Linked DNA regions of Homo sapiens: region 2 is linked to region 1. Evidence: read pairs that join two places in POLR2A ChIA-PET (ENCODE). Cell type or tissue: GM12878. All regions are shown on one strand. Links, peaks and the distances in the headings refer to the core of each region. The heading gives the core; the rest is flanking DNA.

The links. ChIA-PET counts read pairs that join two places held together with the same protein. Peaks named below come from ENCODE experiments on the same cell type or tissue, not always from the same donor. Only the 100,000 strongest peaks of a DNase experiment are listed, where the experiment ranks them.
Region 2: POLR2A ChIA-PET joins it to region 1 with 7 read pairs; 5 of 35 experiments call an interaction of 5 or more read pairs at or near these places.

The regions. Positions count from the first base shown.
Region 1 is chr17:5,387,812-5,393,135 of GRCh38, reverse strand. NUP88 (nucleoporin 88) reads left to right here. Exons shown (of 17, transcript NM_002532.6): 10 at 1,474-1,575; 11 at 4,176-4,334; 12 at 5,232-5,324. Among named protein-coding and RNA genes, the nearest start is that of NUP88, 29 kb to the left of the region's middle. In GM12878, for the core only: no CTCF peak of the experiment used is centred there; no DNase peak of the experiment used is centred there.
Region 2 is chr17:5,201,056-5,205,590 of GRCh38, reverse strand. All of the region lies in intron 1 of ZNF594-DT (ZNF594 divergent transcript), which reads right to left. Among named protein-coding and RNA genes, the nearest start is that of ZNF594-DT, 11 kb to the right of the region's middle. In GM12878, for the core only: no CTCF peak of the experiment used is centred there; no DNase peak of the experiment used is centred there; H3K27ac peaks cover 1,082 bases.

The DNA.
Region 1 (5,324 bases), core at 519-4,518:
AAATACAAAAAAAAAATTAGCTGGGTGTAGTGGCGGGCACCTGTAATCCCAGCTACTCAGGAGGCTGAGGCAGGAGAATCGTATGACCCTGGGAGGTGGAGGCTGCAGTGAGCCAAGATCATGTCACTGCACTCCAGCCTGGGCAACAGAGTGAGACTCCGTCTCAAACAAAAAAAAAAATTAGCCACTGTGGTAGCATGTACCTGTGGTCCCAGCTACTCAGGAGGCTGAGAAGGAAGGATTGTTTGAGCCCACGAGGTCAAGGCTGCAGTGAGTCGTGATCGCACTATTGCACTCCAGCCTCGGCAACAGAGTGAGACCCTATCTCAAAAAAACCCCAAAATCCCATTTATATCAATTTCAGAAACAGGTAAAATTAAACAGTCTTGCCTAGGAGTGAATACATAGATAGGAAAACTATAAAGCAAAGCAAAGACATGATATTATGAATGTCAGAGTAGCGGCTACTTCTCTGGGGAGTGAAAGGCTATGACCAGGGAAGGTCGCATGGGAACCCTGAGGCCCCCTGCAGTGTCCTGATTCTTGACCTGGATACTGGTTACATAGTGTATAGCCCAGTAGTGTGTAGATTTCACACTGATAATAAAAAGTTAAAGTTTACAACCTTCCAGATATCGTCTCCATGTCTTGTCCAAAAAGGTAAATGGGAGCTATGGAAGGGGAACTAGTGTTTTCAACTGCTGTTTAAAGACTGCTGGTTCTAAAGGGATGGCGAGAAAGAATAGGTTAAGGGGAACTGGACATTATATTGAAATGAGAGTATTTTAAATGGAAGAGACATGAGTTTGCAAGCTGAGGGGAAGTAGATAATAGGGAGATTTTGAAACGACACAGTTGATGGTACAATTTTCAGAAGGTGTGAGAGGAGGCGGCATCCACATTCGGGGGCAGATGTGTGTTGTAGGCATGCAGGTGGGATGGGCATGGGAGCCGCTAGGAGAGCATGTTGGCAGAATGACAGTTCCCATCTGAGGTCTCAGTTTCCAGTGTCTTCACTGAAGTGGGAAGGAAGACTGAGAGAGATACACGCTGTGCGTGCCAAGTGATTTCCTGTGACATTGACATTGGGCCTCATTGAGAGAGACTCGGTAGTTCTGTTCATTCAACAGTTTCTAAGCACTTAATTTGTTAGCACTGGGCTAGGCAAACAAAGATAGCTGGGGCTTATGTGCAAGTTGGAGAGATCTTCAGTGTAACGTGTAACTTTTGAGATTACAGTCAGCAGCACGCTACAGTTAGGGATTCCTGAGTGACTTAGTCACATGGGCTCTAGACTTTAGTGTGGAGCTGCATTAAAGGTTTCCAAGCCACCACTTTTGAGGTTATGGTACTGATAGGATGTCCCAAGCAACTTCAGCCCAGGCCTGAGAAGGCCGCGGACCTGTCATGTCTTTGCTCTTGGTTCCATTGCATTTGCTGCTTTGTAATTTAACTATGACTGTGTTTTTCCAGGCAGCCAGCTCCAATTCGAGGATTTTGGATTGTACCTGACATTCTGGGACCCACGATGATCTGCATCACCAGTACCTATGAATGCCTCATATGGCCGTTATTGTACGTCCCATTTTATATTCTCCACACAGCTCTTGTTAATTCTGCAATATCTAAGTTGGGAAAATGCACTCAGTAACCAACTTGAAGCTATACATGTGTGGTTTATACTTTGGCTTCTGACTTGAGGGTTGGAAGGATGGATATTTCTGTTCCTGCCATCATCTCTATAAGGTTTCATTGTAGGTATAGTTTCTGGCATCCCCTGCACCTAGCTGAGAGTCAGGAGCTTTTCTTCAGAGTGTGGAGAAAAAATACTAAAATTGAATACCAAATTCCATTATCGATATGAGTAATAATTATCAAGCTGTGACCATACGCCAAGCTCAGAAGTAAGCCACGTACCCGCACTGCCTCCTGGAATCATCAGGGCAGCCCTGTAAGGAAGGCACTGTCATTTCCATTTTATAAAAGTGGAAACGGGGATCGAGAGGTTAGTAAATGCTGAAGTCACAGGTAACAAATAGAGCTGGGATACAGATGCAGGTCTCATTGACTCAGAAGTCCATACTCATACTCTTTAATTTCTCCATCTCTGCCAGCCTGAGGGACACTGTAGACTATGTAAACTGGAATAAAGCTGAACTCAGGCTGGGTGCAGTGGTGGTTCATGCCTGTAATCCCAATGCTTTGGGAGGCCCAGAGTTCGAGATCAGCCTGGGCAAAACAGTGAGACCCCCATCTCTACAAAAAACAAAAAAATTAGCCAGGCATGGTGGTACACATCTGTAGTCCTAGCTGCTCAGGTGAGAGGATTGCTTAAGCCCAGGAGTTTTAGGCTGCAGTGAACCATGATCATGCCACTGCACTACAGCCTGGGTAACAGAGCAAGACCCTGTGTCTTTTAAAAAAAAAAACAAAAAAGCTGAACTCTTAGTCTTTGCTCCTTTAAGGAACTCAGATAATTAAGCTGTAATCACTATGTTCCTTTTCCAACAGCCCTGGAAGATCATTCTGAGTTACATAAATGTAGGAATATGAGTACCAAAAACAAAAGTCACTGGAGCTTCAAACACTAGACAACACCCCCACCCCTTGTCCGTTCAAAGCTTGCACCTCTGGATGCTGACATAAATTCCTAATACTGGCAGTAGTTTACTGTCCTTAGAGGATCTTCCATAGTCTTTGAAGCTTGATTAAGTTGTACTATCTGGATGTAAAAATAAATATAAATTTTGTGTTATTTACACTGAAGGCACTAAAAGCTAGCAAGACCAAACAAAAATAATAAAATCACTGGAGAAAAAATTACCTGTAAGTTACCTCAGCATACTTTTTAAACACCCACAGTACATTTAGTAAAATAAAACCTAGTCACACTAGCTTACTTCAGAATAAATATGAATCCCAAAGGGGAAAAATAAACATTAATTGTCTGGATATTTTTTTTTTTTTTTTTTGAGACGGAGTTTGCTGTGTTGCCCAAGCTGGAGGGCAGTGGCACGATCTCAGCTCACTGCAACCTCTGCCTCCCGGGTTCAAGTGATTCTCCTGCCTCAGCCTCCCTAGTAGCTGGGATTACAGGCGCACACCACATGCCCAGCTAATTTTTATATTTTTAGTAGAGATGAGGTTTTGCCATGTTGGCCAGGCTGGTCCTGAACTCCTGACCTCAGGTGATCCACCCACCTCGGCCTCCCAAAGTGCTGGGATTACAGGCATGAGCCACCGTGCCAGGCCAATTATCTGGATACTTTCAGATCATATTTCTGCCAACTCCCTGAAATACAAGTTGTCTATAAAGTTATGCTATTTCATGAACTTTCACTTTTTTTTTTTTTTTTTTTTGAGACAGAGTCTTGCTCTGTCACCCAGGCTGGAGTGCAGTGGTGTGATCTCAGCTCACTGCAACCTCCGCCTCCTGGGTTCAGGCGATTCTCATGCCTCAGCCACCCAAGTAGCTGGGATTACAGATGTGTGCCACCACACCCAGCTGATTTTTATATTTTTAGTAGAGACAGTTTTACCACGTTGGCCAGGCTTGTCTTGAACGCCTGACCTCAAGTGATCCACCTGCCTCGGCCTCCCAAAGTGCTGGGATTACAGGCGTGAGCCACCACGCCCAACCAAACATTCACGTTAGAATTGTTGCCTTCAGAGTAAGTCACTTGCCATGCTGCCGAAGTCTGTGAGATCTTTTAAGCTCTTTTTGAAGTTTGAGTATTTGCACTTGACTGAATAGTTTTTAGAAATGAAATTATATAGAACCAATATGGTATATACAGCAGTTTCTTGGCTTAATATTGGTTTTGATCAACTCTAAACCTAACAAATAAGTAATTTATGTTTGTGGCTCCGGCTTATAAACTGGCTTTCAAGTCCTTTGCCAAGAATCCATGCTAGGTGTTTGTGCTGCCTTGATCTTTTAGAAAAGAACTGGAAATGGCAGTCAGAAATGCTTTCACAAATCAGGGGCATTGGAATAATAAGGGTGTAGCTTCCCAAAGTGACCTTTTCAAGGTGGAAAACATGCATTCTTGCACTTTTACAAAAGTTACACTTTATTTTATATTCTGAAAGTTCTGGATTAATGTGGTTTCTGCTTTCCTGTAATACAGTAAATCACTCCATGGTAGAATTCAATTTACTTACTTATTTTGCAGAAGTACAGTCCATCCAGCGTCTCCTCCCCTGCTTTGTACTCGAGAAGATGTTGAAGTGGCAGAGTCTCCCCTCCGTGTTCTGGCTGAAACCCCAGATTCCTTTGAAAAGCATATTAGAAGCATTTTGCAACGTAGTGTTGCCAATCCAGCATTTTTGAAGTATGCAACCTTGGGCATAGCGGTTTTATGAATGGGTTCTCTTCTGTCTTCAGAATTACTGTGCATCCTTTCTGTCCTCATCTGTTTCATATACTTTTTACTGTGATAAATTTGGAAGAAACTGGATATATTTGATCAGCTAGTGAATGGGGAGCAGGAGGGAAGTGGCACCTGAGAATGATAAACAGGAAGTGTTTAAAAAGAAGTTAGGCTAGGCCGGGCGTGGTGGCTCACACCTGTAATCTCAGCACTTTGGGAGACCAAGACGGGTGAATCGCGAGGTCAGGAGATCGAGACCATCCTGGCTAACACAGCAAAACCCCATCTCTACTAAAAATACAAAAAAAAATTAGCTGGGTGTGGTGGCAGATGCCTGTAATCCCAGCTACTTGGGAGGCTGAGGCAGGAGAACCGCTTGAACCTGGGAGGCAGAGGTTGCAGTGAGCTGAGATCCCACCACTGCACTCCAGCCTGGGCGACAGTGAGACTCGTCTCAAGTTAGGCTGGGCACGGTGGCTTACAGCTGTAATCCCAGCACTTTGGGAGGCCCAGGCAGGCGGATCACCTAAGGTCAGGAGTTCAAAACCAGCCCGGCCAACATGGTGAAACCCTGTCTCTACTAAAAATGCAATAATTAGCCAGGCGTGGTGGTGGGCACCTGTAATCCCAGCTACTCGAGAGGCTGAGGCAGAAGAATTGCTCGAACCTGGGAGGTGGAGGTTGCAGTGAGCCGAGATAGCACCAATGCACTCCAGCCTGGGTGACAGAGCGAGACTGCATCTCAAATAAATAAATTAAAAATATAAAAAGTTTAAAAAGCACCTGTGACTTGAGTCTATTTATTTTCAGTTGTTTTACTCAGCTAAGGAAAATAAAGGTAGAAACTTTGTTTTTAAGAGCTTCTGAAAAGGACATAGCCCCTCCTCCTGAAGAATGCCTTCAGCTCCTCAGCAGAGCCACCCAGGTGTTCAGAGAGCAGTACATTCTCAA
Region 2 (4,535 bases), core at 536-4,535, 190 kb after region 1:
ATTCAAAGTTAGAAAGAAAATGTGCATTACTAACATGTATCTTTTTTTTTTTTTTTTTTGAGATGGAGTCTCATTCTGTCACCAGGCTGGAGTGCAGTGGTGCGACCTTGGCTCACTGCAACCTCTGCCTCCTGGGTTCAAGCGATTCTCCTGCCTAAGCCTCCTGAGTAGCTGGGACCACCACACCCAGCTAATTTTTGTATTTTTAGTAGAGACAGGGTTTCACCATGTTGGCCAGGATGATCTTGATCTCTTGACCTCATGATCCACCTGCCTCAGCCTACCAACATGCTGGGATTACAGATGTGAGCCACCGCGCCTGGCTGTATCGTTTTATTAGGGAGGTGAGCCCCCAGCAACTTTCCCTAATGTCTCATTGGCCTGGAGTGGTCCACATACCCAGGGTTTTAGTCCATTTGGTCTACTATAACAAAATTCCTTAGACTGGATAATTTGTTAAAAACAGAAATGTTGCTGAGAGTTCTGGAGGCTGGGGAGTCCAAGATCAAGGCGCCAGCAGATTTGGTGTTTGGTGAGGGCTCACTCTGTGCTTCACACCTTCTCACCGTGTCTTCACATGATAGAAGGGGAAGACAGCTTTCTGGGGCCTCTTTTATATTATTTTATTTTTTGAGACAGAGTCTTACTTTGTCACCCAGGCTGGAGTGCAGCAGCACAATCATAGCTCACTGCAGCCTCAAACTCCTGGGTTCAGGTGATCCTCTCACCTCAGCCTCCTGAGTAGCTGGAACTACAGGCACATGCCACCACACCTGGCTGTTTTTTTTTTTTTTTTTTTGAGACGGAGTCTTGCTCTGTCGCCCAGTCTGGAGTGCAGTGGCATGATCTCAGCTCACTGCAAGCTCCACCTCCTGGGTTCACACCATTCTCCTGCTTCAGCCGCCCAAGTAGCTGGGACTACAGGCACCTGCCACCACAACTGGATAATTTTTTTGCATTTTTTTAGTAGAGACAGGGTTTCACCATGTTAGCCAGGATGGTCCTGATCTCCTGACCTCATGATCCACCTGCCTCGGCCTCCCAAAATGCTGGGATTACAGGCATGAGTCACCGCGCCCGGCCTATTTTTTTTCTTTCTTTCTTCCTTTTTTTTGGTAAAGATGGAGTCTCACTATGTTGCCCAGGCTGGTCTTGAACTCCTGGACTCAAATAATCCTCTTGTCTCAGCCTCCCTAAATGCTGGGATTACAGGTATGAGCCACCGCACCCAGCCTGGGTCCTCTTTCATAAGGGCATTCATCCCATTCATGAGGGCAGGGCCCTCATGATCTAATCACCCCAAACACCCTGCTTCTTAATACCATCATCTTGGGGGTTAGATTTCAACATACGAATTCTGTGGGGACACAAACATAGACCATAGCATTCTGCCCATGACCTCACAAAATCCATGTCCTTCTCAAATGCAAAATAGATTTATTCCATCCCAATAGCCCTAAAAGTCTTAACTCATTCCAATAACAGCTTTAAAGTCTAAGTCAACATCTCAACTAAATGTTGACTCATTCCAAGTCTGGGCAAAAGTCAAGATATGATTCATCCTGAGGCAAATTGCTCTCCAATTATGAGCCTGTGAAATCAAACTACTTATACAATGTAAGTATGCTTCCAAAATACAATGGTGGGACTGACATAGGATAGAAATTTCCATTCCAAAAGGGAGAAATAGGAAAGAAGAAAGGGGTGATGGGTCCCAAGTAAGTCCGAAACTCAACATGGCAAACAACATTAAGTCTTAAGGTTTGAGAATAATGTTTGACTTGACGTCCTACCCCCCAGATATTGGGATGGGGGTTGGGCCTCCAAGACTCGGGGCGGCCCCCCCATGGCTTTGCTGGGCACAGCCCACTCTGCAGCTTTCATGAGTTGGAGTCTCGGACCTGCAGCTTTCCCAGGCTGGAGTTGCACGCTGGTGGCCCTAACATTCTGGGGTCTTGGAGGCACCCCCGTCCCCATGGCTGTGCTGGGCATTGCCCTAGTGGGGGCTCTCCGCAGTGGCCCTGCCCCTTTGGCGGTGCTCCGTCTGGGCCTCAAGATTCCCCCAGGAATCCTTTGAAATCTAGGTAGAGGTAGCAATGCCCTCACAGCCCATGCACTTTGCGCAGCTGTGGAGATAAAACTGCTTGGACACCACCATGCTTTACTGTCTATGCCTCCCAGAGGGATGGCCTGAGTCACAGCTGGGCCCACTTGAGTCACAGCTAGGGTATGCCAGGAGCCCTGCACCAGAATGCAGGGAGCAGAGCCTTGAAATCGCTTTGACTTCAAGGTCCTAGTTTTCTGGGCCTGTGATGGGCAGGGCAGCCTCTAAAGATCTTCGGAATGGTTTCAGGGTCCTTCTTCGCTGTGATGCTGAGCATCTGGCTTCCATCTCCCCACACTAACCTCCTTATCAAAAGTTTCCTTGGTCACATTCTTGGTGTTTTCTCTTCAACAAGCTTTTTCATTCTTTACAACATGGGCAGGTTGGTAAATTTCTAAATATTTAAATTCTGCTGCTTTTTAAATCATAAATAACATCTTTGGCCGGGGGCGGTGGCTCATGCCTGTCATCCCAGCATTTTGGGAGGCTGAGAAGGGCACATCGCCTGAGGTTAGAAGTTCGAGACCAGCCTGGCTAACATGGTGAAACCCCGTCTCTACTAAAAATACAGAATTAGCCAGGCGTCGTGGCACAAACCTGTAATCCCAGCTACTCAGGAGGCTGAGGCAGGAGAATCACTTGAACCCAGGAGGTGGAGGTTGCAGTGAGCCAAGATCGCGCCACTGCACTCCAGCCTGGGCAAAAAGAGCAAAACTCTGTCTCAGAAAGAAAGAGAGAGAGAGAGAGAAAGAGAGAGAGAGAGAGAAAGAGAAAGAAAGACCATCTTTAATTGGTTTCTCTCTGCTAGCATTTTACTACAGGCATTCAAGAGAAGCTTTGCCGCACTCTCAACACTTTACTCAGATATTTTTTCCACCGAATATCCTATTTCATCACTCAGAATTTCTACCTTCCATAAAACACTAGGACATACAATTCAGCCACATTCTTTGCCAGATAATCAGGATCATTTTTCTGCCAGTTTCCAATAACATGTTCTTCATTTCCATCTGAGACCTCATCAGAATGGCCTTTAACATCCATACTTCTACTAGCCTTCTGGTACAACCTCTTAGGTAATCTCTAAGAAAACTGAGGCTTTCTCTGTAGCTCTCCTCTTCTTCTGAGCCCTCACCAGAATCACCCTTCACAATCTATTTACAACAATACAGGCTTATTTTGTGTGTGAGACAGAGCCTCATTCTGTCACCCAGGCTGAGAGTGTAGTGGCTCGATCTCAGCTCACTGCAACCTCCGCCTCCCAGGTTCAAGCGATTATCTTGCCTCAGCCTCCCAAGTAGCTGGGATTACAGGTGCCCACCACCACACCTGGCTAATCGTTGTATTTTAGTAGAGATGGGGTTTCACTATGTTGGCCAGCCTGGTCTTGAGCTCCTGACCTCAAGCAATCCACCTGCCCTGGCCTCCCAAAGTGCTGAGATTACAGGCATGAGCCACCGCGCCCAGCCAATTTTGACTCTTTAAAGAGATTCAAATAATCTCTTAAGTCAGTAGTCCAAAAGGCTACGACCAACAATTTTGGTTTATCTTCCCGTTGAAAGGATCCTCCATACAGAACTCCACATCCAAACCTATTCATGCTGTATCAACAACTTTAGAACCCAGTAACTCCAGGAGTCTGGTTATTATGACAAATGAATACAGTGGACCATCTCTTCTGCCGAGGCGACAGTTCCCTCATTTAACCCCACTAATAGCTAGATAATCCCCTAAAGACAGATTTAAAAAAAAATTTCTTGCCGGGCGCCATGGCTCACGCCTGTAATCCCAGTACTTTGGGAGGCTGAGGCGGATCATAAGGTCAGGAGATCGAAACCATCCTGGCCAAGATGATGAAACCCCGTCTCTACTAAAAATACAAAAATTAGCTGGCGTGGTTGTGCGCACCTGTAGTCCCAGCTACTCGGGAGGCTGAGGCAGGAGAATCGCTTGAACCTGGGAGATGGATGTTGCAGTGAGCTGAGATTGTGCCACTGCACTCTGGCCTGGCGAAAGAGCAAGACTGTATCTCAAAAACAAACAAACACAATTTCCATTTGTTTTTGTGATGTATGTTGCATCATAGTACTATTTCTGCGTGAACATGTCTCCTGAATTGGAGTTTGCTTCTGTTTATAACCTATTCCATCTGCTTTCCCTGAGTGCACATGTGTGTGCTCTGCCATGGCTAAGCGGCAGAATGGAATCTCACTTAAATTAACAGTTGATTGCCAAACACCCTCCAGCATAAATAGGTAACCGTTGACTGTGGTCGCATTTCATTTTACTGGAGCAGAGTGTACATACAACTATGTGCCAAACTACTGTCAGAAACAGCCAATTAATATCGCTGCACCCTTCCCCTTCAACTGTAAAACTCAACCTCTCATATTGACCAACGTATTTCTTTTTTTCTAGCTGGGATTATAGG